Linked DNA regions of Homo sapiens: region 2 is linked to region 1. Evidence: read pairs that join two places in POLR2A ChIA-PET (ENCODE). Cell type or tissue: PC-9. All regions are shown on one strand. Each heading gives the region's core, and the rest is flanking DNA. Links, peaks and the distances in the headings are about the cores only. Region 1 overlaps C2orf92 (chromosome 2 open reading frame 92). Region 2 overlaps CRACDL (CRACD like).

The links. Peaks named below come from ENCODE experiments on the same cell type or tissue, not always from the same donor. Only the 100,000 strongest peaks of a DNase experiment are listed, where the experiment ranks them.
Region 2: POLR2A ChIA-PET joins it to region 1 with 10 read pairs; 1 of 35 experiments calls an interaction of 5 or more read pairs at or near these places.

The regions. Positions count from the first base shown.
Region 1 is chr2:97,686,420-97,697,569 of GRCh38, forward strand. It overlaps C2orf92 (chromosome 2 open reading frame 92), which reads left to right. Exons shown (of 8, transcript NM_001351368.2): 4 at 2,476-2,574; 5 at 3,837-3,908. Among named protein-coding and RNA genes, the nearest start is that of ZAP70, 22 kb to the right of the region's middle. RefSeq lists enhancers at 1,540-2,739, 4,275-5,074. In PC-9, for the core only: no CTCF peak of the experiment used is centred there; DNase peaks (open chromatin) are centred at 2,162, 4,952 and 7,222; H3K27ac peaks cover 2,002 bases.
Region 2 is chr2:98,863,611-98,874,760 of GRCh38, forward strand. All of the region lies in intron 1 of CRACDL (CRACD like), which reads right to left. Among named protein-coding and RNA genes, the nearest start is that of CRACDL, 67 kb to the right of the region's middle. RefSeq lists an enhancer at 5,900-6,507. In PC-9, for the core only: a CTCF peak has its summit at 6,280 (motif pointing left); DNase peaks (open chromatin) are centred at 3,261, 5,131, 5,791, 6,481 and 1 weaker place; H3K4me3 peaks cover 3,995 bases; H3K27ac peaks cover 5,606 bases.

The DNA of each region.
Region 1 (11,150 bases), core at 1,475-9,474:
TTTTTTTTTCTTTTTTCTGAGATGGAGTCTTGCCCTGTCACCCAGGCTGGAGTGCAATGGCGCGATATCAGCTCACTGCAACCCCTGCCTCCCCGGTTCAAGCGATTCTCTTGCCTCAGCCTCCCGCGTAGCTGGGATTACATGCATGAGCTACCATGCCCCGCTAATTTTTTGTATCTTTAATAGAGATGGGGTTTCACCATGTTGGCCAGGCTGGTCTCGAACTCCTGACTCATGATCTGCCCACCTCGGCCTCCCAAAGTGTTGGGATTACAGGCATGAGCCACCGTGCCTGGCCCTGTTTCAGTTGATTTAAAAGTTCTGGAAGCCGAGCGCCTCAGTCCCAGCACTTTGGGAGGCCAAGGCAAGTGAATTGCTTGAGGTCAGAAGTTCAAGACCAGCCTGGCCAACGTGGTGAAACCCTGTCTCTACTAAAAATTAAAAAAAAATTAGCTGGGTGTGGTGGCGTGAACCTGTAGTCCCAGCTAGTTGGGAGACTGAGGTGGGAGGATCATTTGAGCCTGGCAGGCACAGGTTACAGTGAGCTGAGACTGCACCACTGCACTCCAGCCTGGAGTTCTGGAAATAAACAGTGGTGATGTTTACACAACACTGTGAATGTTTTGAATACCCTTAATTGTACACTTAAATAGAGTAAAAATGGGCCAGGCATGGTGGCTCATGCCTGTAATTTCAACACTTTGCAAGGCTGAGGTGGGAGGATCACTTGAGGCCAGGAGTTCCAGACCAGCCTAGGCAACATAGCAAGACCCTGTTTCTATAAAAAATTAAAAAATTAGCCGGATGTGTGGTGACACATGCCTGTAGTCTCAGCTACTCAGGAGGCTGAGGCGGGAGGATTGCTTGAGGCCAAGAGTTTAAGGCTGCAGTGAGCTATGATTACACCACTGCAGTTCAGCTTGGGTGACACAGCGAGACTTTGTCTCTAAATAAATAGCAGAAATGGAAATTTTATGTTAAGTGTATTTTACCACCACCACCACCACCACAACAAAGCAAAGCCAAGGCCCAAGGAAGTCCTCTTTAGCAGAGAGCTGAGATGGAGAAAAGGGTTCTGAACCACAGCTGTCTGCTGAAGGAAGCTGTCCAAAGGCCAGTGAAGTCTCTCCTGAGGGTGCCTGGGCTGTGCATCAGGAGTGAAGGTTGAGGGTCACCTTAGGTGTGAGAAGGAGCAACTGGGAGAGTGGCGCTGATGCTTCCCCCCGGGTTAGGAGGCATTTGGATCACAGAGCGATGCCTGTTCATTCCTGCTTGCAAGGGAGCAGATCTCTCGACACCCGATGGGCCTCTATTCCGTTCCGGCAGCTGTCCGTGTCAGGAGCGCTGGGCTTGCTCCTCCCCACGGGAGCCATCACAGAGGCCTCGGGCAGTCTGCATAGACAACTGCCTGGCAGGTGACCAGGAGGGGATGCATGAGCAGATGCAGGTAGCACTTGCAGTCCCCCTAGCTGTGCCCTCAGCACCTGCTGTCTAGGAGGCAGAAGCCTTGTTCTCGGCCTTGCAGGTGACCCCAGTGTCTCTGAATTCGGCCCCATATGTGTAGGAGGGGAGTGATTGCATCTGAAGATGGGAGTCTGGTTGGGGGTTTGGGAAGCTCCCATCACCCCTCAAGAGTCCACTGACCAGCCCAGCTCACACCAGGTGGGCCTTGGCATTGGAGGCCACGGCTCAACTCTGCAGTTCCCTCTGGGCAGCATTTCCAGGGACTCGTAGGTCAGCATGGTCATCAAGGACAGGTGGTGAGAGCAGCTCCTCATTGTCCTGGTGACCCCAATGGTTCATTTTCTGGTGTCTCTGTGGTGAGCTCCTGTTACATCAAGCGAGTGGAAACCACCGAGGACCAACAGCCCTGGAAATACACGGAGAATAAATATAGGATGAGTGGGCTTTGTGAGGGCTGTTTTCTGTGACTTAGCAAGGAAAGCCTAGAGGGGAAGGTAAAACTGCTTCTTCCCAGGGAAGCCAGAAGCCTGAGAACTTAAAAGGGAAGGAGAACTTAATGTATTTCAAAAATGTAACCCTCATGAATTAGCAACAGTTTTATAAAGAAAGAGCTTTCTGAGCTTTTAGAATCTGTTCTGATTCATCTGTGCCCTCACAAACTTTACCCTATTTTTATGAGTCATCTTGCGAACAGCCTCAAAGGTGCATCAGAATGACAACAGAAACCAGAAGAGTTATTAGGGCACTAAGTATCAGGAGATCTGGGGCCATATATCTTTAGCGGGCAGTGTTTACTGCCCAGGATGTCTCAGACATCACAATTTTCCGGAAATGATTTAGGTAATTGGAGTTTTCCTTCCCAAGACAAGGCATTTTAGGGAATAACGTCCCATATCTGTGGCGTTTGCGTCATGTATTCACTGTATTCATAGACTGCTTTAGGTACTTAGAGAGCAAAATATATCAATCCTGCGTTGCTGTATTAACATGCCTTTGTTTGCTCCACTGGAGATGAAATTCTACTGCAGGTGTTTCCAAAGTTTCCGTATGACCCATCATTTAACGAAGCAACAGCAGTCAGATCCATTACAAAGACAGACATGAGAAAAGGCAAGTGTATGTCATTAACATAATAAGTGCACACATTTCTATAGGCCTATGTGTTGTCTTAAATGTGCTATACTATCATACTAGCAGTCTTTAAACCAACTACTGGTGGGGCAAAGCCAAATTGAGATATGAAGGAAACAACTGTCTGAAATCCTCTCTATAACCTTCCACTCACTATGGAATCTGTGCTCCAAAGTGTGAATATCCCTGTATTTTGGGGTGATCCTTGATGTGCAGTGTTAGGCAGGTTCTGCCACCCTGGAGGCATTCAGAGGACAGAAACCTGATCTGCAAGTGGGGTTCCCCACTCCCGACAACAGGAGCCCCCAGCAGCATCCTAACTTTCAACCCAACACACGAATCCTTCTAAGTGCACAACGTGGTTTGAGAGAATTAGTGCAGTCATTAATACCCCATTCAGTGGATGATAAAACAAGACCAAAAAATGACTTACCTTAAGCACACCCATAGAAATGACACATGTGAAGAACACACTGTTTCCCCAAAGCAGCTTCATATTATGGGAAAAATTTAGCACTTTGGGAATTAAGATAGGTATTTGCTCACAGTAATAAGGATAGAATAGTGTATTGGAAATCTGCCAGCCGTGGGTACAAGTGCCCCAGGCAGGGAGGGGGAATGGGCACTGTGTTGGTATTCTGCAGACAGATGTTTGCACCCCAATTCCTGAGGGTAGTTTCCCTGAGGGTAGCCCAGGACAACTGCCTGGGCACCTCTGCAATCGGCAGTGAGGCGGCACCACTGTCTACATCAAGGCATTCACTTTCAAACACACATTTTGCTCACACAAGTTGAGTTCTATATTAGCATTTCAACTTAAAAATGGAAAACAAGCCAGGCGCGGTGGCTCACACCTGTAATCCCAGCACTTTGGGAGGCCGAGGTGGGCAGATCACTTGAGGTCAGGAGTTCGAGACCAGCCTGACCAACATGGCGAAACCCTGTCTCTACTAAAAATACAAAAAAATTAGCCAGCCATGGTGGCTCATGCCTGTAGTCCCAGCTACTTGGGAGGCTGAGACATGAGCATCACTTGGACCTGGGAGGCGGAGGTTGCCGTGAGCCGAGATCTTGCCACTGCACTCCAGCCTGGGTGACTGCGAGACTCTGTCTCAAAAGACAAAAAAAAACCACAAAAAAACCAAAAAATGGAATACAAAATATGGGCCCAAGGTGCTTGCAAATGTGTACTGATGAATACCCTTTTTCTTATTGTTTTTTATTCATGTGTCTTATCAAAGGAACCAGCATTGCTTGGAATTCTCCTAAACCAGAATATTTCCTTGGCAGTGTGGACAAAATTCCTGATAAAGGTAAATGCAAATGCATAAAATTGGAATTGGGGGTTGGTAAGTCATTGTTCTTTTTCCTCTTTTTTTTTTTTGAGACGGAGTCTCACTCTGTTGCCCAGGCTGGAGTACAGCGGTGCAGTCTCGGCTCACTGCAAACTCTGCCTCCCAGGTTCACGCCATTCTCCTGCCTCAGCCTCCCAAGTAGCTGTGACTATGGGGGCCCGCTACCACGCCTGGCTAATTTTTTGTATTTTTTAGTAGAGACAGGGTTTCACCGTGTTAGCCAGTATGGTCTCGATCTCCTGACCTCGTGATCCACCTGCCTTGGCCTCCCAAAGTGCTGGGATGACAGGTGTGAGCCACCGGGCCTGGCCCCTCCTTTTCCTTTTACCTGACCTGAGTTCAGAGCTGAGGGTCTGGCAGATGGTGCTCAGACTCTCTTGTAGAGAGTACAAGAGAGTACTTGTTTTTTTTTTTTTGTTTTTTTTTTTGAGACAGAGTCTCACTCTGTTGCCCAGGCTGGAGTACAGTGGCACCATCTCAGCTCACTGCAAACTCTGTCTCCTGGGTTCAAGCAGTTCTCTGCCTCAGCCTCCCAAGTAGCTGGGACTACAGACGCACACCACCACACCCAGCTAATTTTTGTATTTTTAGTAGAGACGGGGTTTCACCATGTTGGCCAGGCAGGTCTTGAACTCCTGACCTCGTGATCCGCCTGCCTCGGCCTCCCAAAGTGCTGGGATTACAGGTGTGAGCCACCGCACCTGGCCACAAGAGAGTACTTGTACTTGGCTGTACAACGTGTGTGCTTCACCCTGAATTATGAAGAGTTCCCTAATCAATGGTAAGGTTTAGGATACCCATGGTTTCCCCAAATCCCACCCTGTGCGAGTCTGCTTCTGTGATATGTACAGCATGGAGGAGCAGATCAGAATGTTTATTCTCTGCAGGCAGACGGATGCCAGCCAGGAGGGACAGAGAGCTAGCCGCAGACACCTGGTGCCTCCTCCCAAACTGACCTGGGCAGGTCCTTCCCCCGCTGGGGTGGTGGGGCTGGGCAGTGGCTGAGCACATTCCTGAGGTGCTGCCCCGGAGGAATTCTCCCCTCCTCCTCAGGAGTGTGGGAAAGCGCTGCCTCCAGCTAGGAGCAGAGGCTCATCTGAGCTATCTGATCATGCTGGAGGGAGATTGGCTCCACAGACAGGATGAGCAGCTAGAATCCATGAAGCATTTCTCCCCTAGAAAGACTTAAAAGATTTAAAAGAAAAAAACCAGGCCAAATAGGTCACTGTCCAAGCTGGTAAATATGTGGTCTTTCCTGGGTGCAGGATTATGAACCTGGCCAGGAGTTCCCGGGCCGCACCATGCATCAGCCGGAGGTCAGGGTGGGGAATGGGAAGAGCTTATTAAAAATCCTTATTCCTGGCTGGGTGATGTAGCTCCCCTGTAGTCAGGAGTTCAAGACCAGCTACTCAGGAGGCTGAGGCAGGAGAATCGCTTGAACCCAGGAGGCAGAGGTTGCAGCGAGCTGAGATCGCGCCACTGCACTCCAGCCTGGGCAACAAGAGCGAAACTCCGTGCTGGGATTACAGGCATGAGCCACCGCGCCTGAAAATAGTGTGTTTTAATGTCTTGTCGGACTAGTTCCCCTTTTGCAGTTTTTGTTTTTTCATTGTTTTCCTGGCTATTTTTGCATGTTTGTTTTTCCATGTGAACTTTAACATCAACTTGTCTAACTTCATCAAAAGGCTATGGTATTCTGATTGGCATTGCATCAAATTTATACTACAATATTCACTGTGGGAAAACAGATGTTAGGTCATCCTATGCTAGAAATGGGAATGCCTTTCCAGTTCTTCAAGTTTATTTTCACTGTGTGTTAAAGTTTTCCTTACATAGATTTTTACATGTATCTTCTTAAGTTTATTCCTAAGTCACTTAATTTTCTGTGTTGCTATTGTAAGAGAGGGGGTTTCTCTATCATTATACTCTCTACCTACTTAATGTTTGGGTATAGGAAGGCTTGATTTTTATATATTAATTTTATGTCCTATTGCCTTGTTCAATTCTACGTATACTGTTATAGAGATAGTTTTACTTCTTTTTTTTTTTTTTTTTTTTGAGATGGAGTCTCACACTGTTGCCCAGGCTGGAGTGCAGTGGCATGATCTCAGCTCACTGCAACCTCCTCCTCCCAGGTTCAAGTGATCCTCCTGCCTCAGCCTCCCAAGTAGCTGGGACTACAAGCACATGCCACCATGCCCAGTTAATTTTTGAATTTTTATTAGAGACAGGGTTTCACCATGTTGGCCAGGCTGGCCTCCAACTCCTGACCTCAGGTGATCTGCCCGCCTTGGCCTCCCAAAGTGCTGGGATTACAGGCATGAGCCACCATGCCCAGCCAGTTTTACATCTTTACCTATTGTTATGCCTCTACCTGATTTATTTATCATGTTTAATTGCATTGCTAATACCTCTAGGATAATCTTGAATGGTTGCTGGAGATACAGTGGGCATCCTGCTTTGTTCTTGCTCTTGGAGAAATGCCTCTTGAGTTTCCTGATTAAGAGTCTGGTTATAGGACTAATATGAATGAGAGATTATCTGTATATCTAGCCTTCCATCTACACACATACATGTAAATATGTATGCATACATATATTTATACTGAGAATGAGAATATATCTGTCCAAAAGATACTTTTTGGGTATTTTTTTCTGTTTCTGTGAGTTGTGTTACTTTAGATATCTCATGTAAGTTGAATCATACAGTATTTGTCTTTTTGTGGTTGGTTTAGTTCATGTAGTATAATGTTCTCAAGGTTAATGCATGTTGTAGCATATGACAGAATTTCCTTTCTTTTTAAGGCTGAATAATATTCTATTGTATATATATACCATCTTTTCTTTATCCATTTATCTGTTGTTGGACACTTGGGTTGCTCTCACATCTTGGCTATTGTAAATAATGCTGCAATGAATATAGGTATGCAAATATCTCCAAGATCCTGTTTTCAATTCTTTAGGATATGTATCCAGAAGTGGGATTGTGGGGTCATATGGTAAATCTATCTTTAATTTTTTGAGGAACCTCCATATTGTTTCCATAGCAGCTACACTGTTTTACAATCCCACCAATATGTGCAAGAGTTCCCATTTCTTCACATCCTTGTTAACATTTGTTATTACATATTTAAAAAATCAAGAATGGGTGCTGAATTTTTGGAACTAATCATATGATTCTTTTCCTTAAGTCTATTAAGATTATATATATGATAATAATGAATTTCCTAATATCAAACCAACCTTACATTCCTAGAATAAATTCTACTTGGTCATAGTGAGGCTTGGAGAGTCCAGTCACTGCTCAGGAATCTTGGGCCTGGGCCCAGCTTTTTCTCTGCTTCAGCACATCTGTGCTGTCACTCAGAGTGGCAGGGGATTGGAAGGAGCCTTGGGGTTCCTTTAGCCACCAAGAAAGCAGCAGGTCTTTGTATAGATATGTAGACTGAGCCATGATTTATAACTTTTAATTATTGATACATATGATAGGTGTTTCTCCATTTGTATTCTTTTTCAATTTTTAAAAATTATTATACAATACACATAATATGAAGTTTACCATCTTAACCATTTTTAAGGGCACAGTTCAGTGGTATTAAATACATTCATAATGTTGTGCAACCATCACCAGCATTCATCTCCAGAACTCTTTTCATCTTATAAAACCAAAACTCTATACTCATTAAATAATAACCATCCATTCCTCCATCTCAGCATCCCCTGGCAACCACCGTTCTACTTTCTGTATGATTTTGACTATAAATATCTCACGTAAGTGCAATCATACAGTATTTTGTTACTGACATTTCATTTTGCATAATGTCCTCAAGGTTCATCCATGTTGTGGCATATTTCAAAATGTCCTTTCTTTCTTTCTTTCTTTTTTTTTTTTTTGAGACAGAGCCTCACTCTATCGCCCAGGCTGCAGTGGCGCGATCTTGGCTCACTGCAACCTCCTCCTCCTGGGTTCATGCCATTCTCCTGTCTCAGTCTCCCCAGTAGCTGGGACTACAGGGACTACAGGCACCCGCCACCACGCCCGGCTAATTTTTTTTTTTTTTTTTTGTATTTTTAATAGAGATGGGGTTTCACTGTGTTAGCCAGGATGGTCTCGATCTCCTGACCTCATGATCCGCCCGCCTCGGCCTCCCAAAGTGCTGGGATTACAGGCGTGAACCACCATGCCCGGCCCAGAATGTCCTTTCTTTTCGAAGCGGAGTAATATTCCATTGTATGTATCTACCATGTTTTGTTTACTTACTTATCCCTTGATGGATATTTGGGTTGTTTCCACATTTTAGCCTTGTGAATAATCCTGTTATGAACGTGGATGTACAAATAATTCTTTGAGACCCTGCTTTCAGGTATTTTGGGTATATACTCAGAAGTGAGATTGCTGGATGATATGATTTTGGTTTTAATTTTCTGAGGAAACGCCATGCTGTTTCCCATCATGGCGGTACCATTTGCATTCCTACCAACAGCACACAAGGGTTCCAGTTTCTCCACATCCTCGCCAATTCCCTAATGATTAGTGATGTTGAGCATCTTTTCAAGTACTATTGGCCATTTGTATATCTTCTTTGGAAAAATATCTATTCAAGTTCTTTGCCCATTTTTGAATCAGTTGTTTGTATTTTTGTATATTGTTGGGTGTCAGGAGTTCTCTCTATAGTCTGAGTATCATTCCCTTATCAGATAAACAATTTGCAAATGTTTTTTCCCATCCTGGGTGGGGTACCTTTTTATTCTGTTGACACTGTCTTTTGATGCGCAAAATTTTAAAATTTGCATACAGTCCAATTTGTCTGTTTTTTCTTTGGTGGCCTGTGCCTTTGGTATCAAACCCAAGAAATAATTTCCAAATCCAATGTCATGAAGTTTCTGCTCTATGTTTTTCTCTAAACGTTTTTATAGTTTTAGGTATTACATTTAGGTCTTTGGTCCATTGTGAGTTAATTTTTGTTTATGGTGTTGGATAAGGCTCTAACTTTATTCTTTCGCATATGATATCCTGTTTTCCTAGTACCATTTGTTAACCTATTAAAATTCTTGTGCTGGTTTTTTGCAAATGTTAGGTGTGGTCTGCCCAGGAATGTATATTACAGTGCCAAGATACCTCAGCCCCTGAATAATGTATCTTCACCCTTGAATAAAAAATGCCCCTGAATAATTTACCTTCACCCCTGAATAATCATTGTTTAAGTAAAATTAAATGATATGCTTGAGGAATAGAAAGCCTACTATCTAGCTTGATCTTTTGATTTCTAAAACTGTTTCTTCAGTCAATTGCTTTAACATAATTTTACTTTCAAATCTTTATTTTTCCTTCAGGAGAAGCCAGGACAACATTTTTTCTTTTATTTTCTTTCTTTTCTTTTCTTTTCTTTTCTTTTTCTTTGAGATGGAATCTCACTCTGTCATCCAGGCTGGAGTGCGGTGGCGCAATCTTGGCTCATTGCAACCTCCACCTCCCAAATTCAAGCAATTCTCCTGTCTCAGCCTCCTGAGTAGCTGGGACTACAGGCACGCACCACCATGCCCGGCAGTCTTGCCTAGCAAGACAGGTTTAGCAGGGTAGTTCTGGCTCAGAGTCCCCCATGAGGTTGCAGTCAAGATTCTTCCAGATTCATTCTCTCACTCAAGACCTAACTACTGATCTGTCCTACCCAGTGGGAAGCACTGTGCTGGAAGCTAGAGAGCTCAGTGAGGCATTCTTGTCCTCCAAGAGCTCACAGCTCTTAGGAGAGTCAATCTAATCGGTAAATAACTATTAGATATAAACATGCTAACATTGAAGGTCTTTAAAAAGTGCTTACGTTGTAATCGCACGGAGTTCTGGGAGAACAAGAGGCTGATCTCCTTGATAGGGTTTTTCCAAGTAGGAAGAGTGAGGGAAGAAGAGGGCTGAGAAGAACTGTAGGCAGTGACAAAGCTCACGTCTGCCAGCTGAGGGGGCTGATCAGATCCATCTTCAGAGGGTGGGAGCTGCTCTCAGGCTACTCTGCAGGGACAGTAAATTCCAGACCACACTGTCTGCACCTCCTCCTTGGCAGTAGTGACCATTCAAAAAAAAAAGAAAAAAAGGCTGGGTGTGGTGGCTCACGCCTGTAATCCCAGCACTTGGGAGGCCGAGGCAGGTGGATCACCTGAGGTCAGGAGTTCGAGATTAGCCTGGCCAACATGGTGAAACCTCATCTCTACTAAAAATACAAATATTAGCTGGGTGTGCTGGCGTATCCCTGTAATCCCAGCTACTTGGGAGGCTGAGGCAGGAAAATTGCTTGAACCCAGGAGGTGGAGGTTGCGGTGAGCCGAGATGGGGCCACTACACTCCAGCCTGGGGGACAGAGACTCCGTCTCAAAAACAAAAAACAAAAAACAAAAAAACCAATGGTCGAAAACATCTCGATAGGAGGAGGAGTGGGGAAATGACCATTCTGGGAAGTGAAGTGTCTTTTAAAAGGTGTGCCCAGGTCTGTGGACAGCAGCTGTAGCTACTGATGATCATAGGTCCACTGAATGGAACATAGCATCAGTCCTAGCAATAACATGCTATTAACATGTAATCAAAGGCTCACGTCAATGTTAGAGTCTCCAAAACATAGAGAATCATGAAGATGAAAGACTTCAACTTTTTCTTGAGCACAAAGTCAGAGTTTCTTGGTTCTGCACTCCTTTAAGAAGGTTTTTACCAAGCCCAGCACATGCTTGATTGGCAGCTTGGGTTGAGCCTACACCATGGAAGGACGGGAGAATTGCTCTTGTAATGGGTGGCTGCTCCTGTCATAGTTAGTAGTTCTAAAGTTGGAAAGAAATCTGGAAATGAAACTGTGTTGGTCAAAAATTTGATAATTGTGCTTATTTTTTCCCACAAAAAAATAATCCAAGAAATGATCAAACACAAACCATCAAACATAAAAGACGCCTTCAGATTCTTCAAAGAACCTTAGGTAAATGAAAACTTACGTCCATACTGACGATAAGAATAGGCAGTGGCTCTTGCCTCTGGTAGAGAAAGAGAGTGAAAATGTGTTCCCGTGTCAGGTCTACCATTGCTGCAGCTCTGTGGAAGACCAAGCCAAGCGCGCCCCCTGGTGGATAACTCCATGCTCGCCAGGGCTTTCTGTCTGTGGCTATTAATCTGAGTCGGATTTGACATGTTGCATTTCAAAAGTCAAGTTAATTATCAGTCTTATTA
Region 2 (11,150 bases), core at 2,005-10,004, 1.2 Mb after region 1:
TGATGGTTCAATTTATGATTTTTGACTTTACAATGGTGCAAAAGTAATACCCAGTCAATAGAAACCATCCGTCTCTTGCAATGCTGGGCAGTGGCACCAAGTCTCCAGTCAGCTGTGCATTTTCAACTTAATGACATTTTCAATTTATGATGGGTATATCAGGACATAACCCCATCGTAAGTCAAGAAGCACCTGGAATTATTAGTCTCAAAACTAGATTCCACCTATATGAGGTACTCAGAGTAGTCAAAATCGTAGCATCAGAAAGTAAAATGGTGACTGCCAGGGGCTGAGGGAGAAGGGATTAGGAAGTTACTTTTTAATGCGTAGTGTTTCCATTTTGCAAGACCCCAAAAAGAGTTCTGGGGGTGGACAGTGATGATGACTGCACAACAATCTGAACGCACTTAATACCACTTAAAATGATTAAGATGGTAAGTTTTATGTTATGTGCATTTTACCACAACTAAAACGTGCACAAAAAAACCTGTACACCAATGTTCATAGCAGCATTATTTATATAATAATCAAAAAGTAGAAATAACCCAAATATCCATCTCTGGATAGATAGAATAAAAAACATGTTACATATATGTAATGAAATATTATCCATCAAGAAAAAGGAATAAAGTAATGATATATGCTACAATCTGGATGAATCTTGAACACATTAACCTAAGTGAAAGAAGGCAGCTACAAAAGGCCACATACTGCATGATTCCACTTACACGAAATGTCCAGACTAGGCAAATCCACAGAGACACAGAGTAGATTAGTGGTTGCAAAGAGGTGGGGAGAGGGATGCTGGGGAAACACAGGTAGAATGGGAGTGACTGCTAATGGGCACAAGGTTTCTTTCTGGGGAAATGGAAATGTTCTAAAATTAGATTGTGTTCCTTGGTGCACAACTCTTTAACAAAAACCCATTGATTGTACCCTTTTTTTTTTTTTTTTGAGACGGAGTCTCGTTCCATCACCCAGGTTTGAGTGCAGCGGCACGATCTCGGCTCACTGCAACCTCCGCCTCCTAGGTTCAAGCAATTCTCCTGCCCTAGCCTCTGGAGTAGCTGGGACTACAGGCAGCCACCACCATGCCTGGCTAATTTTTGCATTTTTAGTAGAGACGGGGTTTCACCATGCTGGCCAAGCTGGTTTTGAACTCCTGACCTCAGGTGATCCACAGGCCTTGGCCTCCCAAAGTGCTGGGATTACAGGCATGAACCACTGCGCCTGGCCTGATTATACATTTTAAACAGGTGAACTTTATGATATGTAACTAATATGTCATCAAAGCTGCGGAAAAAGGATGAAATAAAGACATTTTCAGAAAAGAAAAGTTGATACAATTTGTTTCCAGCAAACTCACACTGAAACAACTGTTACAGGAAGAGGGATGCAATCTCATGGAGAAGACTGGAGGTGCAGGCAGGAATAGGGGAAAACACAAACGTGGACAGACACAAACGTCAACAAGAGGAGGTGGTGGGCTGGACTCCAACCCAAGCCCTGTGCACACCAGCAGAATGCGTGCCTCAGCCCTGCTCTCCCTCCACCAATAGCACTCCGTTTCCTTCCAGCTTGGAGCCTTTGCAGATGTTGTTCCTTCTGCTTGAACTTGATGTTCCCTGCACATTCCACTTTGGTCTTACTCCTACTCATCCTTCAGATTTCAGCTTTCATTCCACTTCCGCAGGAAGACCAATCTGTCCCTTCAGGATGTGTCAAGACCTCCCGCGACATACTATGGGAGACCCTGTGCCTTTTGTTCACAAAACTTACCCATTTTACATGTATACATGTTTGTGTGATTCTTTGATCCATTTCCCCTTTACAGATTCACGCCTGGTTACATTCCCCATACTTTTAATCAATTTTTCCCTTTCCTGGGGAAAAAGATGAAAATAAATTATGACTTAACTATTGTTCTCTAGTGAGTCATGCCAAGATCTGCCTGTACCTTTTTTTAGAAAAATAAGTTTCACATTACTGAAGCAAATGGAATGTGAAATGCTTGCAGAGTTCCTGTGAGAAATCTCTGTTCAAAAATTGTGCCAGCTTGCTGCTTAATGATATTATTATCCTCAAAAGCAGAGGGACTTGACAGCTGTACCCACACCAAAGAGGCGTCAAGACCGGACCTCACTGCAGCCAACCCTTTCTCCCTGAAGGTGTCAAGAGGACTTTCTGCTTTTTTTTTTTTTTTTTTTGAGACGGAGTTTCGCTCTTGTTGCCCAGCCTAGAGTGCAGTGGCGCAACCTCAGCTCACTACAACCTCTGTCTCCTGGGTTCAAGTGATTCTCCTGCCTCAGCCTCCTGGGCAGCTGGGATTACAGGTGCCCACCACCGACCTCAGGTGATCCACTCACCTCTGCCTCCCACCTCCTGCTCTCTGAAGCTGTCATCCACTTGTGTGCAAAACCTTCTCTGTCCTCTTGTCAGAAAGGATAGCGAGGACAGAGAGACAGATCTGCTCTGACATATAAGAGAAAAGAAAGCAAAGAAATCTCATAATCAAAGGGCTGAAACTAGAGAATATTCAGATGCTAAATGACAGAGCTCTAAGTAAAGCAAGAAGGGCGAGTAAAGGAACTTGGCTGGTCAGATTTGAAGTATCTTATTGCCCTGTAGTTACTGTTTGTCTGATGTTTAAAAACTAAAGTAAGGCGTGGCCTAGAGAAAGCCCCTTTCTTGCTAAGTAGGTAAAACTGGAAGACTAACTCCATGAGGAGAGATAACATGTCACCAGCATAGAACAGCTGCATGGTAGTGCTCAATAAATATTGTTAAATGAATGAATGAATGAATGAGCAAATGATCCAGAGGCACTTAGCAGTAACACCTGATAGATGAAACAATCACTTCTTCTTTTTTTTTTTTTTTTTTTTTTTTTTTTTGAGACAGAGTTTCACTCTTGATGCCCAGGCTGGAGTACAATGGCATGATCTTGGCTCACTGCAACCTCCTCCTCCTGGGTTCAAGTGATTCTCCTGCCTCAGCCTCCTGAGTAGCCGGGATTACAGGCACGCACCACCACGCAGGCTAATTTTTTGTATTTTTTTTTTAATTAGAGACAGGGTTTCACCATGTTGGCCAGGCTGGTCTCGAACTCCTGACCTCAGGTGATCCCCCGCCTCAGCCTCCCAAAGTGCTGGGATTACAGGTGTGAGCCACCGTGACCAGCAGAATCACTTCTTAATGATCACCCAACACATTAATGCCTCAAGGACAGACTTCTTTCAAAATCTATGACTCAGCTAGACAATGTCACATTTCTTTAGCCTGAGTTCTTCTTGCCTAGTGTCTTCCTATAAACATCATCTACCCTATAGCCACACAGAGCTGAAGTCTGCTGGGCTTTGCAGACCCCTCGGTTTGGGAGTAAAGGAATATAGAAGCAGAGGAGGCCCCTGCTTAGAGGCCTGGTTTACTTCCCCAGGCTTCCCCTCAGCCGTGGGCAGGGCAGGGACAGTGAGGGCATCTAGAGAGAATGGCAGGCCACAACTTGCTGGGCTGCTTCTTTGCAAGAAAATACCATAGCTTCATTCCAACACTCAGTCAGCCATGAGATAAACAGCATAGTTTATAAGCATATAAATAGTATCTTATATAAACTACACTATTTTTTAGAAACTACCTACATAACAGTTGATTTAGTGGTATTCAGAGTCCCTATAAATGGACAAATTAACTAACTTAGCTAGGCATGCATACAGCTATCCAACACAGTGTATACTCTATATATGCACACATGAGCCTATGTTCACATGGGCCACCTAAGCCTGCACGAACACCCCTGAATACAATTCATGTCTTAGACTGCAAAGCATGACAGCTTTCATAACAGCGACCTGTTTACACATTCATTGAGGTGAATGTTTTCATATGAGATTTGAAAAACATTAGTTTAGACATTTTCAGGTCATTAGACTAAAAAAAAAACTATCAGAGACTTTTACAAAACCATTATTTCAAAAAGAGCTAAGCATCAGACTTCATAGCCTTATTTTAGAAATTCTATTTGCATAATTCTTGGGAAGATACAATATAAATTCACTCTAACGCTGAGGAGTGTCTTGCAAAGAGGCCATCTAACTTGGCAACGTTCAGTCTCTGAGTGAGAGCTATGACTCGTGCTGACTGCTGCACACATATGTGACGAACAGGACACCGAAGCCCTGGGCACAGTTTTGCAAGGGCTGGCTTATTTTTAACTTCATGAGTTTATTGAGGTAATATACTCCATTTTTCTATGCATATATCCCCAAAATACTGCTTCATTTATCTAGAACCCTACATTTATGACTGACATTTCTGCAGCACAGCAGATGTGGAGCTGAATTTGTTTTTGTTTTTGTTTTGTTTTTTCAGTAGGAAATAATGCTCCGAAGCCTATTACCAAGACATAACATCACCACTCTATCCTGGCCCATATAAAATGGGCAGAATCAGGCACTGAGGTTTCATTCTTAGTAAAAAGAGTTTTATGAAACAGTAACAATGATGATGACTTATATGCACAGGGTTTTACCCAGTACAAGGCCCTGTCTTCACAAGGAATCCTTGAGTTGTTGGGTTACTACTCCTTTGTAACAAACGAAAGTGAGGCTTTGAGGATGGACTGTCTGCCCCAACTCCCAGAGCACCCTCCAAGCCCTGCTGCCAGGCAGTGGGTGGGTCTTTCCAAAGAAGCAACAACAATTTCCCAAGACCGTTCGCCCAGCTCAAGTGATGTGCGGATATAACCATCACCTGTACTGACAGAGACTGCCCTACTGGGAATTTTCCATGTGGGGTATGAGAAACACAAATCTGTTTATTTATGCTAAGCAAATGAATTTTAATCAAGCCATAGCTCTATTTCCCTCTGCACCACGGTGCACAGAGTCAAAATGCACTGAGAGCCAAACACCTTCCAGGGATAAGGTCACCTACAGCAGGACAAGATGTCTCTGTGTAGGGCCCCTGGCTTTGGCTGTGCAGGAGCTCAGGCAGAGCGTCTCCCAAGGCTGTGGCTATCAGTTGAACACAAGTCCTTTGGTGCTGAGCTTTAGGTAGTGGCATAATTACAACATCCTTAAACTTTGACCTCTGCTGCCTTCCCTTCACTCAAAGCATATCAACTATGCCATGGAGATCCCAAGTGTAAACACGGTATGGTAAGAATGGCACACTCTGCTCACCCAGCCCTCCTCCCCTTTCCCTCTCCCTTTCTCTTTATGAATATGCGTGTGTGTCATAAAGGAAACAAAGAAAATCCTTATTTTGCTCCAGAATTTACACAACTCAAGGAGATAAAAAGTCTGTTAAGTAAGGAGGTCACAAACATTCTAGAACATAAGGTAACAGACGCTGCAGATTTATCCATAGGCCTCAGGGGATGGTGGCCACCCACGCCCCGGGAGTCACGGCCTGGCCTCCCCTCCCTCGCGACTCTCCCCCACCACCTCTTTGCTCTCAGAGGGCCCACCTGGGGTCAGGCCTGATGCACTGGTAAAAGGCAGCCATCCTCCTGAGTGTGCTGTGAGCCTCCAGCTCTCTCATCCTCCTGGAAGCTAGCAGCAGGGAGAAGAGTGGGCCTCCCTTTCCTCTGAGTGGCCTAGGGCCCACGGGTCACCACTGGTTGCTGATCAAGAGCCCTTGTCCCCATCTCTCACAGAAGTACCCGTGCGCCAGGAGGAAGTGGGGCTTCTGCCAAGCCCAGCCCTCCTGTGCCCCGTGAGCTCCTTGGGCGGGTGCACAGGCACACAGCAGAAAAGGCCGTCTAAGAAACGCAATGCACTTCCGCCTTCCACTCCAAGCCCTGAAGGCCGGGATGGGGGTGGCCTGGCTCTGTAGGGAGTTGGACTCGCCTCCCTGTGATTGGCATCCCCACTGAGTTGCTTGGGCTTTGTTGACTGTGCTCACCATGGAAGCAGGCAAAGGGCAATGGCAGGTGAGGCTGCATTCCCCATCTGAGGAAGGGCAGGGCCCAGGAAGAAAGAGGAATGCTGAGAAAATCGGAAACAGCTTCTGAGCCAGACACACCCAGGCCCAGGGCTCTCCTCTCTCATTCCAGCACCAAAACCACCCGGCCCCTCCTGCCTCGCCTTGATGTCCACTTGCTATCTCAGTGCGAGGGACCCTGTGGGAGGCACGCTCGTCTCTGCGCTGCACACTTGCTCCCCAGTTTCAGTTTTCTTTTTACTTTTCCTTAAAGGCCCATCGTGTTACCTCAGGTCCTTGATATGCTTTGTTAACTGCTTTCCTGGGGCCTTCCCAATGCTCCTTTACCAGGGACCTGCTTGCCCCACTCATTGTTGCACTGATGGGATTTCCAGCCCTCCCCCTGGAGCCCAAACCTGACAGGTGCAGGGGCCACACCCTCCCAAAAATCACCCACTGAGCCTGCCCAGCCGGCTCCCCAGCCACCCCACGTGACACAGCCACTTGCCCTGGTGGCTCCTATCTGATTACCTGCAGCTGCCACTTCAAAATAATAGACTCCTGCAACTGGCATCACAATGCCACCTGACTCAAGTTCCTCCCAAGTCTGATGGCTTGCCAACTGCAACCGGTACAGTCAGCAGTTTCCAGGCAATATCTGGAGTGTTGACAGAGGGCTCTGGGTGGCAGGTGCGATTCTATGTTAGTAAAACTCAGGAACAGGCAGCAGCAAGGGCAACTTCTGAAGATGGTTCTGAAAAAGCCCTAGTTTGCTTTTCTGTTTTCCAAATGGCAACTGTATATAGAATTCTACTCAAATGGCCTACAATTTAATTTTAAAGCACAACGAATACATTTGATGATGACAGAAGAAAGCAGTGAGTTCAGAGGAGAGCTCAGATGATAATCACGCAGTGCGCTGAAGGTAGTTTATATACATTTGCCCTTTGTGCAGCCCACTGTGCTCCTGCCAACGACTTGGCCTTCTCCCAGGGAGAGGGCCAATTAGCTGGTGGAGAGTCCCCTGTATCCTGGGAGGTGGTGCAGGGGCCCCTGCAGCAGAATGGATTATTGAAGGGACAGGGACTGGGCCCCAGGGCTGAGGTCTCTAAGGACTGTCCCAGCCAGCAGCACTCTGCCCAGCAACACGAGCTGGCCAAATCCCACAAGGCCCACAGTGGCAATTCCACCCCATTCGGTGGGCCGGGTTGAGCATGCAGCTTGCCTCTGCTGCTTGCTTTCGCCTGCTCTGGGCATGTGACCTGCCCTCTGTCAGTAGTAGGGCCCCCTCAGGAGCCTCTTCAGCACTCTGTCCCCGTGGAAGCCCAGCATACAGGTCATGCCCAGCACAGAGTGGCCCAATGCCCGAACAAGACATCACTCCACACTGAGACAAAGTCCCCGAAGGGAGGCGCTGTCACATCGTGTGAATGCCCAGGGACCGCGAGATTCGCGAAGAGCAGGGGTAGCAAGACACCTGCAGGCCTTGACACCTCTCACTGCCCCTCCACCGCCTCCCAGCATGCTCTCCACAGCACGGTGCACACATGTTACCTCTCTGCTCAAATTTCAGGAGCAGAAAATTTCAGTTTTCTTTCTTTGCCCTTCTTTGCTGTGCCCAAGCCATACGTTCCCTGAGACATCAGAGAACCAAACGAAAAGGTCAGTGACACCCATGTGCATCTATTAGAATAGAATTTATAAACTGCAACAGAAAATATCTTATGCAAGGACATCTAAGGACTTTGTGATAGGACCTCCTTAGGCCCTGGGCTCATTTTCATTCAGAGGGAAGGAAATGAACATTTATTAAGCACATCTCAGGCCTCATTTAAGGCTCACAACCAGCTATGAGTTAAATGGTCCATTGCTTTTTTTGCAGGTGAGGAAATAGAGGGCCTGAGCAGCTAAGCAACCAGTCCGAGATGACTGAGGCAGTCAGTGGAATGTCCGACCCTGAAATCAAGGCCTGTGCCTCCGCAAGTGTGAGCTCTTCCCCATGATGGCAGCTGCCTCCCAAGAAACCCTGGCAAGGGTCTGAGTGACCAAGCAAGCTACATCCTTTCTGGGCTGGAATCTGGCAGCATGTATCAAAACCTGCTGCTCTAGTAATTTCACTTCTGGGGAATTTGTCCTAAGGAGATAACCCAGCATTCTTATAACAGTGTCCTGGAAACATCCTGAAGGCTCACCAGTAGGAGACATAGGCAGACCAGACACAGCAGCAGGACACAGTCATATGAGGGATGTTATCCAGTCACTAGAAATCATGATACAGGAAAATATTCAGTGACGTGGGACAATACCCACCATACATTGCAATGGGGGGAAAATCAGCTATGACAGACTGCTAAGAGTATGCAATAGCAAAGTCAGGGAATCAACCTGAGTGTCCATCAACAAATGACTGGATAAAGAAAATGTGGTGCATGTACACCACGGAATATTACACCGCCATAAAAAAGAATGAAATCATGTCCTTTCCAGCAACACAGATGGAGCTGGGGGCATTATCCTAAGTGAAACAACTCAGAATCAGAAAATCCAATACCAGGCTGGACGTGGTGGCTCATGCCTGTAATCCCAGCACTTTGGGAGGCCGAGGTGGGTGGATTACTTGAGATCAGGAGTTCAAGACCAGCCTGGCCAACACCGTCTCCACTAAAAATACAAAAATTAGCCGGGCGTGGTGGCACATGCCTGTAATCCCAGCTACTAGGGAGGCTGAGGCAAGAGAATTGCTTGAACCCTGGAGGAGGAGGTTGCAGTGAGCTGAGATCGCACCACTGCACTCCAGTCTGGGTGACAGAGTGAGACTCTGTCTCAAAAGAAAAGAAAAGACCACATGTTCTCACTTATAAGTGGGAGCTAAACAAGGAGTACACATGGAGATAAAGATGGAAACAATAGACAATGGGGACTTCAAAAGGGGGAGGGTGGAAAATTATTTATTGGGTACAATGTGGACTATTTGGGTGATGGGAACACTAGAAGCCCAAACCTCGCCATTATATTATAAAATATATCCATGCAAAAAACCTGCACTTGTACCCCCAGAGTAAAAAAATTAAAACTAAATAAAATAAAAGTGAGAATGTATCCCCGTCATTTGAAGAGCTTGCTCATCAGGATTTTGCTTCAGTAAGCCTGGGCTGCAGCCCGAGATGCTTGCATTTCTAACAAGCTCCCAGGTGATGCTGACGATGCTGCCCGTGGACCTTCCTTTGATGAGTATGACGTGTACAAAATGATGTATGCAGTAAGAACCCGTTTTTATTTTCGTAAAGCTCTTAGTGCACAGAATAAATAAAGGAAGGATCACAAAATGATGTGAACTGACGTTATCTGTGGGTCATGGAATGATGTTCATTTTAAACTGTCTCGTGCTTTTTCACGCTTCCTAAGTTTTCTGACTTCGCATGCATTTTGTTCATAATTAGAAGAAGCTCCAATAGTTTCTTTTAAAGACAAGGCAGTGTGATGTAAATAGACTGGGATTTGGGGCCGAGGATTTGGAGTTAAGTTACTTCCCTCTCTGAGGCTCAGTTTCCTAACTTGGAAACCTCATACCTCAGCGGTTGTGAGAATTGAAGCAGATCCTACGTGTAAGTTTCTATGCAGTGCCTAGCACACAGAAGGAACCCTCGATGTCAGGACCTACCTTCTCCACTGCTGGGAACAAGATCTCATGTCTATGAGGGGCAATTTCTGTCTTTTTCACAAAGTACTTTTGCACCGGCTCCCTTGTTTGTCTCCACATCATCTCTGTGACAGAGGCAGGAAGAGAAGCTATCGCTGTAGAACTTGAGAGCAACCAAGCTGCCCAAGGCCACAAGGCAAGTCAGCACGGGTGCCTAGAACCTCTGTCCCCAGAACACAGCTTCCCTTCTGGGCTCCACTACCTCTAATGTAGCAATGCACAACCCACACACAGGGACCACAGTGGCTGAGCTCTGACCCCAGGGTGGGAACAGATCCACTGCTGAACTGGCCTGGGACAGGGATACAGAACTGGAGTCCCTCTGGGCCTGCCAGGAAATAGGCGAGAGGATCCCCCACATGATGTGCCACTTAGCCCACCGCCCCTCTAAGAGGAACCCTCACCCACTCATGGGGATTTACAAACATTACAACGTGCTTTTCCTCACGGAATATTTTGAACATCTAGTCTGTTGAAATAACTCCACAATTGGCTGGGCGTGGTGGCTCATGCCTGGAATCCCAGCACTTTGGGAAGCCAAGGGAGGCAGATCACCTGAGGTCAGGAATTCCAGACCAGCCTGGCCAACATGGAGAAACCCCATCTCTACTAAAAATACAAAAATTAGTTGGGCGTGGTGGCACATGCCTGTAATCCCAGCTACTCAGGTGGCTGAGGTACAACAATTGCTTGAACCCAGGAGGCAGAGGTTGCAGTGAGCTGAGATTGTGCCACTGCACTCCAGCCTGGGTGACTGAGTGAGACTCTGTCTCAAAAATAAAAAAAAGAAATAATTCCGCAAGACAAGTTTGCTACTGGTAAGTTCTTTTCAGCTGCAAAGGCAGTCAACCAATTATAGCCCCAAAGCCCAATTGAGCACTTAAATTACTTAGATCTATTGTTAACAATGATCAGAAACGAGTTAGGTAACTTCAGAATCTTCCCTTTGCTGTGTGTTGTTCAGGGTGAACTTTTATAAGTGGTACCTGCCACAGATACGTTCTTTTCTCGCTTAATACCCCAAAGTGATGCTATATAGAACCCAACAGCCATCATAGATTACATTGATCCCTGATCAAAATCGAAACAGGAAACCGCAGCTGCAGCTCATGTTGCCCCCCTGATGGTTTCTCACAGTTCCTTCCAGGTGGACATGGCTCTGTGGGAACACCAGAGTGAAACCTGAGGGCTATGCCCTAGCCGGGAGTCAGGAGGCTCCGCACGGGCTGCTGGGCAGAATCATTGCACCTTGCGCCTCGTGGGGCCAGTCTCCCTCCGCATGCCTGGATGCACCCCTCCCAGTGTCCAGGAGGCAAAGAATAGTCATTGGAGAACTTGTTCTTAAAGATGGGACCTGTGTGGTGACCTCCTCCACGGCCTCCAAAAATCCACACTGTGGAACAACAAGGGACTGCAGAATCTCTGGAAGGTTTTTGGGCAAGGAATGGTGACAGAACCAGTGGTTCCTTCTGTTCTGGTCTTGGGCCAGCCCAGTATTGTCATCATCTGTCACCCCACCACCCCACCA